Linked DNA regions of Homo sapiens: region 1 is linked to region 2. The links are chromatin contacts, found by POLR2A ChIA-PET in ENCODE. All regions are on one chromosome and are shown on one strand. Each heading gives the region's core, a stretch centred on a gene start or an enhancer-like site at or near the end of the contact. The rest is flanking DNA. Distances are from core to core; before and after follow the strand shown. Region 1 holds the start of FANCG (FA complementation group G). Region 2 overlaps DNAI1 (dynein axonemal intermediate chain 1).

The links. ChIA-PET counts read pairs that join two places held with the same protein, here RNA polymerase II (POLR2A).
Region 1: POLR2A ChIA-PET joins it to region 2 with 12 read pairs in naive thymus-derived CD4-positive, alpha-beta T cell. The contact joins the promoter of FANCG here to the enhancer-like site in region 2. POLR2A ChIA-PET finds 5 or more read pairs at or near these places in 2 of 52 experiments (K562 and naive thymus-derived CD4-positive, alpha-beta T cell).

The regions. Positions count from the first base shown.
Region 1 is chr9:35,078,692-35,085,282 of GRCh38, reverse strand. It overlaps FANCG (FA complementation group G), which reads left to right and starts at 5,341. Exons shown (of 14, transcript NM_004629.2): 1 at 5,341-5,842; 2 at 6,042-6,132; 3 at 6,547-6,591. The coding sequence starts at 5,759. RefSeq lists enhancers at 3,889-4,495, 5,712-6,319 and a silencer at 5,471-5,636.
Region 2 is chr9:34,500,886-34,506,619 of GRCh38, reverse strand. DNAI1 (dynein axonemal intermediate chain 1) reads right to left here. Exons shown (of 20, transcript NM_012144.4): 12 at 5,439-5,482. Among named protein-coding and RNA genes, the nearest start is that of ENHO, 19 kb to the left of the region's middle. Within about 2 kb of position 4,484, at least 5 of the 41 ENCODE cell types and tissues checked have a DNase peak (open chromatin) inside an H3K27ac peak, as active enhancers do.

The sequences.
Region 1 (6,591 bases), core at 4,092-6,591, 580 kb before region 2:
TTGATTCTAACCATCCTAGTGGGTGTGAAGTAATATCTCATTGTGGTTTTGGTGTGCATTTCCTTAATGATTAATGATGCTGAGCTGAGCATCTTTTCTTGTGCTTACTGGAGAAATGTCCCTTCAGATTCTTTGACTATTTTTAATTGGATTATTGTTATTATTATTATTTTTGGACCAGGGTCTTGCTCTGTCACCCAGGCTATAATGCAGTGGCGTGATCATGGCTCACTGAAGCCACAGCTTCCTGGGTTCAAGCAGTCCTCCTGTCTCAGCTTCCTGAGTAACTGGGACTACAGGTGTGCACCACCATGGCCGACTAATTTTTTATTTTATTGTAGAGACAGGGCCCCACTATGTTGCCTAGGCTGGTCTTGAACTCCTGGGCTCAGGCAATCCTCCTGCTTCAGCCTCCCAAAGTGCTGGGATTACAGGTGTAAGCCACTGTGCCTGGCTAGCATTCTTTTTACATGCTAGATACAGGTCCCTGAACAGATATATGATATGATATGATATATGATTTACAAATGATATATGACTTACAAATATTTTCTCCACTCTGTGGGTTGTCTTTTCATTTTCTTGATAATATCCTTTAATGCACAAACATTCTTTTTTTTTTTTTTTTTTTTGAGACGGAGTCTTGCTCTGTCGCCAGGCTGGAGTACAGTGGCACTATCTCGGCTCACTGCAACCTCCGCCTCCTGGGTTCAAGTGATTCTCCTGCCTCAGCCTCCTGAGTAGCTGGGACTACAGGCGTGCATCACCACGCCCAGCTAATTTTTGTATTTTTAGTAGAGACGGGGTTTCACCATGTTGGACAGGATGGTCTCAATCTCTTGACCTTATGATCCGCCCGCCTTGGCCTCCCAAAGTGCTGGGATTACAGGCATGAGCCACCGCGCCTGGCCTACACAAAAATTCTTAATTTTGAGAAAGTCCAGTTCATCCTGTTTTTTTCTTTCATTGCTTATGCTTTTGGTGTCATATGAAATAAATTATTGCAAAATGCCACAACTTAATTTTAGAACATTTCTATCATCCCCCCAAAATTCCCTACATTGACTCCCTAATCCTACCCCAGGCCAATGATCTGTTTTCGGTCTTTTATTTATTTATTTATTTATTTATTTATTTATTTATTTATTTATTTAGAGATGGAGTTTCACTCTGTTGCCCAGGCCGGAGTGCAGTGGCGTGATCTCTGCTCACTGCAGCCTCTGCCTCCTGGGTTCAAGTGGTTCTCCTGCCTCAGCCTCCCAAGTAGCTGGGACTATAGGCATGTGCCACCACGTCCGGCGAGATGGGGTTTCACTATGTTAGCCAGGCTGGTCTCCTGCCCTCTGGTGATCCGCCCACCTCAGTCCCCCAAAGTGCTGGGATTACAGGCATGAGCCTGGCCTGTTTTCAATCTTTTTTTTTTTTTTTTTTTTTTTTTTGAGACAGTCTTGCTCTGTCGCCCAGGCTGGAGTGCAGTGGCGCGATCTCGGCTCACTGCAACCTCAGCCTCCTGGGTTCAAGGGATTCTACTGCCTCGGCCTCCCGAGTAGCTGGGATTACAGGTGTGCACCACGACGCCTGGCTAATTTTTGTATTTTTAGTAGAGACGGGGTTTCACCATGTTGGCCAGGATGGTCTCAATCTCTTGACCTCGTGATCCGCCCACCTTGGCCTCCCAAAGAGCTAGGATTACAGGCATGAGCCACTGTACCCAGCCTGTTTTCAATCTTTATAAGTTTGTAATCCTAGCACTTTGGAAGGCCGAGGCCAGTGGATTGCCTGAGCTCAGGAGTTCGAGACCAGCCTGGGCAACATGGTGAAACCCCGTCTCTACTAAAATACAAAAAAGTTAGCTGGGCGTGGTGGTGTGCACCTGTAATCCCAGTTACTCGGGAGGCTGAGGTAGGAGAATTGCTTGAACCCAGGAGGCGGAGGTTGCAGTGAGCCGAGATTGCGCCACTGCACTCCAGCCCGGGCAACAGAGCGAGACTCCGTCTCAAAAAAAAAAAAGTTTGTTGGTGCACTCTTTTGCCCCTTTTCATTGCTAAATCATTGGCTTTGACCAACTGATGGACATTTTGATTGTTTTCAGTTTTTAGCTATTATGAACATTTTTAGCTACTATGAGTATTTGCAACAAATCTCAGTGTGGACGTATGTTTTCATTTCTCTTGGGAGTATTCTTTGGAGTGGAATTGCTGAGTCTTATGGTAAATTTGTGATTGACTTTTTTTTCTTTTTTTTTTTTTGAGATGGAGTCTTGCTCTGTCACCCAGGCTGGAGTGCAGTGGCGGGGTCTTGGCTCACTGCAAGCTCCACTTCCTGGGTTCACGCCATTCTCCTGCCTCAGCCTCTTGAGTAGCTGGGACTACAGGTGCCCGCCACCACGCCTGGCTAATTTTTTGTATTTTTAGTAGAGACGGGGTTTCACTGTGTTAGCCAGGATGGTCTCGATCTACTGACATCGTGATTCACCTGCCTTGGCCTCCCAAAGTGCTGGGATTACAGGAATAAGCCACTGCGCCCGGCCTATGATTAACTTTTTAAGAAACTGCCAAACTTTTCTGAAGTGAGTGTACTATTTTATATTCCCACCAGCAGTGTATGAGGGTTCCTCATACACATCCTCACCAACACTTGGTATAATCTGTTTTTATTGTAGTCATTTTATGTATGTATGTGTATAGTGTTTTTATTTTTATTTATTTATTTTTGAGACAGAGTCTCACTCTGTCACCCAGGCTGGAGTGCAGTGGCATGGTCTCAGCTCACTGCAACCTCCGTTTCCCAGGTTCAAGTGATTGTCATGCCTCAGCCTCCTGAGTAGCTGGGATTACAGGTGTCTGCCACCATGCCCAGCTAATTTTTGTATTTGCAGTAGAGACAGGGTTTTGCCCTGTTGGCTTGGCTGGTCTCAAACTCCTGGCCTCAAGTGATCCACCTGCCTCAGCCTCCCAAAGTGCTGGGATTAAAGGTGTGAGCCACCACGCCCGGCTGTGTGAAGCGTTTTTTTATTTTTTGAGACGAAGTCTCGCTGTGTCACCTAGGCTAGAGTTCAGTGGCAGGATCTCGGCTCACTGCAACCTCCACCTTCCGGGTTCAAGCCATTCTCCCACCTCAGCTTCCCAGGTAGCTGGGATTACAGGCATGCACCACCATGCCTGCCTAATTTTTGTATTTTTAGTAGAGACGAGGTTTCACCAAGTTGGCCATGCTGGTCTTGAACTCCTGACCTCAAGTGATCCATCCACCTCAGCCTCCCAAAGTGCTGGGATTACAGGCATAACATGGCCCGGCCCTGGCCATGTTTTTAACTGTGTTTCTCTAATAGCTAATAATGCCGAGCATCTTTTTATGTGTTTCTTAGCCATTAGTAGATCTTTTTTGGTAAAATGTCTTTTTTTTTTTTTTTGGTCCATCTTAAAATTGTTTTTTGTTTTGTTTTGAGACAGGGTCTCACTTTGTTGCCCACGCTGGAGTGCAGTGGCTCAATCATGGCTCACTGCAGCTTCGACATCCCTGAGCTCAGGTGATCCTCCCACCTAAGTTTCCCGAGTAGATGGGACTACAGGTGTGTGCCACCATGCCCAGCTAATTTTTGTATTTTTTTTGTAGAGGTGGGGTTTTGCTATGTTGCCCAGGCAGGTCTTAAACTTCTGAGGCTCAAATGATCCTCCCACCTCAGCCTCCCAAAGTGCTGGGATAACAGGCATGAACCACCACACCCAGCTAAGATTGTTTTTAAAAATCTTTTTCTTGAGTTTTGGGAGTTTTTATGTGTTAGGGATACCAGTCCCTTATGAGGTATATAATTAGCAAGTAGTTTCTCCCACTCTGTGACTGTGACCTTTCTTTTTTTGAGGCAGGGTCTCACTCTGTTACTCAGGCTGGAGGGCAGTGGTGTGATCATGGCTCACTGCAACCTGGAACTCCTAGGCTCAAGGGCTCCTCCCACCTCAGCCTCCCAAGTAGCTGGGTCTACAGGTGTGTTATTGTGCCAGGGTTAATGTTTTAAATTTTTTGTAGAGATAATGTCTCTACAAAAGACACCATCTTTGTTGCCTAGGCTGGTCTTGAACTCCTGGCTTCAGGGAATCCTCCAGCCTCAGCCTCCCAAAGTGCTGGGATTACAGCATGAGCCACATCCAGCCTATGATTTTTCTTCTTTTCTTTTCTTTTCTTTTCTTTTTTTTTTGAGATGGAGTCTCGCTGTTGCGCAGGCTGGAGTGCAGTGGGGCGATCTCGGCTCACTGCAGGCTCTGGCCCGCGGGGTTCACGCCTTTCTCCTGCCTCAGCCTCCCGAGTAGCTGGGACTACAGGCGCCCGCCACATCGCCCGGCTAATTTTTTGTATTTTTAGTAGAGACGGGGTTTCACCGTGTTAGCCATGATGGTCTCGATCTCCTGACCTCGTGATCCGCCCGCCTCGGTCTCCCAAAGTGCTGGGATCACAGGCGTGAGCCACGGCGCCCGGCCCCAGCGTATGACTTCTTAATGATGTCTTTGTAGTACAAGAGTTTTTAATTTTAATAAAGTTAACTTTTTTTTAAATTGTACAAGCTTTTAGTGCTGTGTCTAACAACTTGTTGCCAAACCCAAGGTCATAAAGCTGTTCTCTTACGTTTTCTTTTTTTTTTTTTTTTGAGACGGAGTCTCACTCTGTCACCCAGGCTGGAGTGCAATGGCACGATGTCGGCTCACTGCAACCTCCGCCACCCGGGTTCAAGCGATTCTTCCGCCTCAGCCTCCGGGGTAGCTGGGATTACAGGCGCACGACACCACGCCCTGCTAATTTTTGTATTTTTGTAGAGAAGGTTTCACCATGTTAGTTAGGCTGCTTTACGTTTTCTTTTAGAAGTTTTATATTTTTGGCTCTTATATTTAGTTTGTGATCCATTGAGTTGATTTTATGTACGTATGTATGGTCGCGTTCTTTTCTTTCCTGTCTTTTTTTTTTTTTTTTTTTGCATATGGATATTCAATTCTCCTAGCTCCATTTAATTTGAAATGATTGGGCAGGTACTTTTGAGCAGTGCAAGTACAGAGCGGCACTGCCAGCAGACTACACGCGGTAGAAAGCCGACCTTGGTGAGCGTGTTGGTGCTCGACAGTGAGCAGAGAAAGGATGGACGATTACGGAGCGCCCTCGTCTCCAGTTACCGCTTTCTGGAAACACCATCCGCCGGGGCGGAGCTGTTCCGCCCCGGTGCGGTACTACGACTCCCAGCATGCACCTCGCAGTCGGCCCTCGGTGGAAGCGGGAACCCAGGAGGACCTGGGGGTGTGGCAGCGAGGAAGGGCCGAGCCACGGACTGTGGGGCCGAAACTCGCTCCCGCCCACCCTTTCTCGAGGCTGTGGCCTCCGCGAGAGCCGAGCGGGCCGCACCGCCGGCCGTGCGACTGCCCCAGTCAGACACGACCCCGGCTTCTAGCCCGCCTAAGCCTGTTTGGGGTTGCTGACTCGTTTCCTCCCCGAGTTTCCCGCGGGAACTAACTCTTCAAGAGGACCAACCGCAGCCCAGAGCTTCGCAGACCCGGCCAACCAGAGGCGAGGTTGAGAGCCCGGCGGGCCGCGGGGAGAGAGCGTCCCATCTGTCCTGGAAAGCCTGGGCGGGTGGATTGGGACCCCGAGAGAAGCAGGGGAGCTCGGCGGGGTGCAGAAGTGCCCAGGCCCCTCCCCGCTGGGGTTGGGAGCTTGGGCAGGCCAGCTTCACCCTTCCTAAGTCCGCTTCTGGTCTCCGGGCCCAGCCTCGGCCACCATGTCCCGCCAGACCACCTCTGTGGGCTCCAGCTGCCTGGACCTGTGGAGGGAAAAGAATGACCGGCTCGTTCGACAGGCCAAGGTAACACGGTTGCTGGCACCCTCGGTTTGCAGCCTCAAGATCCCTGAAAGCGGGTTTGCAGTGGATTTACCCCAACCGATGGGGAGGGACTGAGCTTGACCAAAGAGCCAGAAATGACTGGAGAATGCATCCCTTGCCACTGCTGCAAGGGGAGAAAAAAGGATTGATCCTCAGTGACAACCCCTCCCTCATGTGGCAGGTGGCTCAGAACTCCGGTCTGACTCTGAGGCGACAGCAGTTGGCTCAGGATGCACTGGAAGGGCTCAGAGGGCTCCTCCATAGTCTGCAAGGTAGGCGGGTCCTCCCCAGGATGGTCAGTTCCCCTCTTCCATAGCCAGAGAAACATCCGCTCCTGCGTTTTTGGGATCGATATAATTACTCGGGGCAGGGAGTCCTGTTTAAGGCACAGAGGAGACTGGAGTGGAATCATCTTTGTACAGGCAAATCCCTCTCTTCCTTACACACTCACAGAGTGGCATTTGAAAAATGGTTTCCAAGATGGTCTGATCTGGATAACTTTTTTGCCCTTTCCAGACTCTCTGTCCAAAGGTTGGGTTCTTTTTTTAAATCCTTAGCTAATTGGCTGGAGGGTGGGTTCTTTATTGTAGCTGTTTTGGTTGGAGTGGGGTGATCTCTGAGTTGGGATTTTATTTGGAGGATCTTCCATGGGGGAGCAGTCTGTAAGACCAACATTGTTGCTCCAGGGCTCCCTGCAGCTGTTCCTGTTCTTCCCTTGGAGCTGACTGTCA
Region 2 (5,734 bases), core at 3,235-5,734:
GGGAAGATGGGCGGCTGAGGTTGGAGGATCCAACTGCCCTGCCTGGAGAAGCCCCCTCACCCCTACCCCACTAGGTGGGCAAGCCCTGCCCTGCTCTGCATCTGTCAGAGTGTGGGATTCCTCTCTGGGATTCATCTTTTCCATCTGTGAAGTGGAATTATGAGATGTGACCTTTCCCTTCTCAGAGATCATGGAAAGATCCAACAACCAATCAAGGTGACCAGGTTTATTCTCCTAATTCTCCCCAAGGTGCAGGAAAGGGGGATGCTGGCTCAAAGAGCTGCTAAGTGAAGAAGGTGTGTGAGCTTGGGAAGGAGCAGAACCCTCAGAGGGGGTTTGGATGCCCAGCCAAGGGCAGGCAGCTTTCCATAGATGCCTGGATAATGCCCATGTACCCCTCCCCCCAGCTAAATATGGGCTAAGCTTGAACTAACATCGAATTGTCTACAGTGAGTCCCAAACTAGCCACCTATGAGCATATCCCCACAGTCCCAGGTTCAGCCTGAGCCCTAGATCTAGGCATGCTCCCCAAACCCAGAAGTCCCAGGCCAGCCAGTCAGGCTTCCACAGGCCCACTTGACCTGGGCACAGCTTTTGGCAATCAACAATGGACCACTCAGCAGAGGCCCTTCTCCCCACCAGCCCCATGTCAAGGGAGTGCCTCCCACTCTTTCTTTCATTTTCTGTGTACTTGGCGCCCATCCTGATATGTAGTCATGAACATAGTCCCAGCCCTTCCGCCACCAGCTCGGTCCTCCCAGCCTCCTCACCAAGCTCAGGGGAGCCGAAGCTGGAGAGGTGGAAGGCTAGTGCAGCCCCTACCTGGGGGCACTCTGCTAAAGCAGAGGGCATGTAGGGGCATCAGGCCAGGTCAGTGGACAGGAGGAAGTAGATGCCACGCTACAGAGACAAGGATACCAGGCCAGCCACTGACAGCAGGCTTCCTCTCTTACTGTGCTGTCCTAAATGAGTCTAGCCCAGGACTGGCTCCAAGACAGCAGCTGTTTAATGACTCCCTTATTAAGTCATGCAAGAGGCACTTGGAGGGGGTGTGTGGTAGGCAGAATAAGGCCCCCCTGCAAAGATGTCCATATCCTAATCCCCTGAGCCTGTAAATATGTCACTTTTCATGGCAAGAGGGATTCTGCAGATTTGATTAAGTGAAAGACATTGAGATGGAGGAGATTATCCTGGATTATCTGGGTAGACTCAATGTAATCACAAGGGTTCTTATAAGGGAAAGAGGGAGGCAGGAGAGTCAGGGAAGGAGATGTAACCATAGAAGCAGATGTCAGAATGATTCGATTGCTTGCTGGAAGGGGACCACAAGCCATGGAATGTGGGCAGCCTGTAGAAATTGGAAAGGGGAGGGAAAGGGCTGCTCCCCTGGAGCCTCAAGAGGGAATGCAGCCCTGTTACCACCTGGTTTTGGTTCCGTGAAACCTATTTTGGACTTCTGACCTCCAGAACTATATGATAATTTTGTGTTATTTTAAGCCATTAAATTTGTGGTAGTTTATTCCAGCAGCAACGGGAAACTAATATAGTAGACATTTAGGGAAAATTGACCCAAACGTACTTTAGGAATCAGAGAGAGAGGCTCCCATAGATGGCACTTTTTTTTTTCTGGGATGGTTTGGAAGCCGTCCCTCTAGAAGTCAGCTGGATGGATGCAATGCTCCTCCGCCCTTCTGATGACAATAATGAAACCCTCTCTCCATTTCCCATACCTCAGCCTTGCCACCTTCGACTCCAGGAACAAAAATTCCCCTTGTGTTAGGACGTTCACAGTTTCCAAAGGCAGGGGACTAGCCCAAGGCTGCTCTAAAGAAGGTTATCAGTTGCTAGAGGGTTCAAAACCTCAAGCATGGCCCAGAGGCCATGGTGCCGAGCTGGGCTCAGCCTCTCCAGCAGCTGGGCTTTTCCAGGCACTCTCGTTCGATTAGAAGTCATATTTAAACAGTGTGGAAATAAGAGCAAGGCCTTAGAGACAGAATACATCAAGCGGGACATTTAATTTGATTTAGGGAAAATGAGGCAAACATTTGAGAACCTAAATAACTAACCAGTAATTAAACTAACAACAGGAATGCCCTTGCATTACAACCCAGCAAGCACAGTGGCCTTTAAGGACTGTATTTACAAAGAGACCTGACAACATAATTAGTCTTGTAAATTTTACGCAGCCCGCAGCCGAGGAGTGATGGATTTTGTGTGTGGAGGATGAATGAGAAGAAATGAGGTGGATGAATTTCCATTTCCAGTAAATGAAATTAACACTGCTTAATTAGTGAAGCTGACAAACAAATGATCAGGAAAGATTTAAATCCCTAAAAGTGTATCTCTGGCCTGGGCAGGCCCAGGGACAGGCCAGGATGTGGTGGGACAGAGTGGGAAGGGATTTAGAGCTGGGACTCAGAGCCTGACATTGGCCCCTTTTGAGGGTGCTGTCCCCAGACAGAGGCTGGGCTGGGGAACAGCTGGCTCCCCTGCTCTTCCAATACATGGCGCTCTGGGAAGCTTCTTGCCCCATCTCCTGTGTGATAGCCTCAGGACCACACAGAGCATCCTGATCTGTTCCACCATCCATGCCTGGAAGACCATGAGAAGTCCCTGTTTCCCTGCTATGAATTGGCTAATGGGCTGGAAAGGACCCCTTCAGTACAGCCGGCTGACATCATTGCATCCCAGCAGTCCCAAGGCCATCTCTTCTTGGGCTAGTTCCTTTTCTTCTAACCTTCCTCCACCTGCTTTATACCTACTGACAGCCTCTTTCTCTACTCTGCTGGGAACATGTAGCCTGGCCCTAGGGGGATCCCAATCTTTGCCCTTTAAGCAGCCTATTGTGCTCACTAGCTGGTACCCAGCAGCTATAGAAGGGAAGCAGGTAGGGATGTTTCTGTGCTGTTGCAGGCAATTGCCCAGATTTCCTTTTCTCTACCTGCTTGTTCCTGGCTGGCTCCAACCAACCTGGCCTGTCCCAGAAATGAGGGAATGGCTACAGTCCTTCCTAGGGTACATACCTACCCCTGCCAAAGTTTTATTTGGCTGAGTCACAGAATAAATATCTGGGAATACCATAAAAAGGAGGTTTATGAGGTCTAGACTCAGCTCACCAGAGTCAAATCCAACTACAAACCCAAATTCTCACTCCAGTGTTTGTCCTCATGAGGCAAAAGCTGATTATGGGAGGGTGGTATCTGGGAGCTTCCAAAGACAGTGTGATGGATGCTGGTGAGACCAGCTGCTCCTCATAGTGACCCCATCCAGCAGCTAGGGTGCCTTCTGTCTGCCCCAGCTTCGCCCTCTTTCTCCCATGGAGGCACTCAAGAGCATGGGACTCCCAGAGGCAAGCTCAGGATGGATGCAGGGGCCTTCCTGAGTCTCAGCCAGCCTGGTTCTATTCAGGCCTCTGCAGGTGGTTCTGAGATATGCAAGGCTCTGGAGAATAGATGCTCATCTGAAAGCCGGCCAACAACCCCAGAGCCAGTGACAACAAAAGCAAATACCACTGCTGCTGCCACTGGGCCCTGCTCCCTAGGAGACTACCTCTGTCTCCACACCCCCCTTCTCTGCTCGGGCTCCCTGAGGGTACTGCAGGAAAGCTACGAGAAAGAATGACAGACAAATCAGCAATGATTGTCCGTTATGTGTAGGTGGTTCCTCCGCTTGCAGCATGTTTACTTCTTCTCTCTCAAGCGTACCTCACAATAGCCCTGGAATGGAGGCCTGGCAGGTTGTCAGCCTTTCCATGTCACCAACGAAGAAACCAAGGCTCAGAGAGGCTTCTGGCCCCAGGTGTCACTGGAAAGTGACACCCCCACCCCCAGGACTGTAGCTGACGACGGGTACCACTCAGGCACGTGGATGTAGCTAACAGCATCAAGGAAGGACAAAGAGACCGTTCTCAGGTAAGTGCCTGCCCAAAGGACATTGCTGGGCTTGTCAGGCTCAAGGTCTTCTGCTGGTGGGAGGTGACCTACTCTACTGCTCCTGCCCAAGGCTGCCCAGCCCTCCAGCCCCCACGACAGCCTCCACATGACCCCGACCAGCTGAGCCTGCTTCCGAACCTGGGTGCGGGGAGAATAGCGCTAAAACTGAAGCAGTTTCCCCTCCCACCTTCTGAGGAGCAACCCCTACACCCCTGCTTCAGACCTGGGCAGAGAGCCTGGGTTGAGAGTAGCCTCACAGGGGGGTCCACACCCACTCCTGGGAGGGCCTGCCCAACCCAACCCCCAGGCCCTGTTCCAGGCCCAGTAGCTGCAGCAGAGGGGGAGGAATGTGCTAGTTCCCTGCCAGAGGGGGAGGGCACTTCCCACTTGGCAGCAGCCCACCCTCAGGAGTGGGGACACAAAGCAGGCATTTAGGGCATCCTCAAAGGCGGCCCAGACCACAAGACTGGGAGTAGCTCCAAGGTCTCCTCCCTGAGAGGAATGACAAACACCCACTGCCCCTCCCCACCCTGGTCAAAGAATGGGTGGACAGGCAGTCTGAGGGGCAGTGACTGGGAGCTTGTATGCCTGCCAGCCAGCAGCAGCTTGGAGAATGGAAAGGTTTTTGTGTTTGCAGAAGCTGATCCTCCCAGCCAGAGAACAAGCTGTTAGCACTGGGGAGCGAGACTACTGTGAAGTGTAGGGCCCTCTCCCGTTGGGAAGGGGGAATGTCCAGGCCAGCACAGCGCTAGGGGCTTCTTCTGGGACCAAGTAACATGAAGGGAAAGCAAATCGCCTGGACACAGTTTCCATTGTGCTGCCTTCCTGCCTTGGGTGGGTAACTGGCAGGGGCGGGCACACTCTGGATAGCAGTGGGCTCCGAAGGTTCAGGGGATCCCATCCCCCATGCCCCCACCCACCCGGTCAGGAAGGCCTGAGGAGGAGGCAGGAAGGGGGGGTCTCCATCCCTACTCCACAGTGTGGTTAAGGTCCTGCCATCTCTCCTTGGGATGCCCGCATCAGTCTCCTAACTGGTTTCCTTGCCTCCAGTCTCAGGCCTGCAATGCCTGCAATTCCTCCCTGCACTGGTCATGTCCCTGTCCTTGAATTCCTTCAGTGGTTTCCCCTCAGGAGAAGATCCAAGCTTTTTGGAATGGCTTACCAGGCCCTTTGAGGGCTGACCCTGGCCCCCCCAGCAGCTTCATATTCTGCCATATTCCTCATGCCTCCAAGCCTTTGCATATGCAGGTCCCTCTGCCAGAAGTGTTTTCCCCTCTTTCTTCACCAGAATAACTCCTTCAAGGTTCCATTGACACATTCAGCTTAGAATATTCCTTCACCCAGCACTAATTGCCAGTAGGATTGTGGGTCTTCCCCATTAGACTGTGAGCCCCCTGCGGGCAGTCATCTTTGTATTTCTTACAACTGGCAAAGAGTTCTGCACAGAGTAGGTACTTAGTGTTTGCTGTTTACATGAGCAAATAAATGAATAGTCAGATCACTTACAAGAGCCATATCCCACTGCAAACAGATCCCTGTACTTTGGATTCCTGCAAAAAAAAATATGAATCCATTGGCATAGGAAATGAACATGGCCCTCCTGTGGACAAGGGCCTTCCCATTGGCACTGGTGCCTAAATATACTACAGACATCTGTTCTCCAGCTTAGGCCCTCACCACTTGGGAGTCCTGGGGGTGGTCTTGTGATCCCATAAGAATCCAAGTTCCATATTTTTCTATACTGTCACATGTCATACTCAAGGTGGTTAAGTGCAGAAGGGGGTACTGGGGGTTTGGGATGT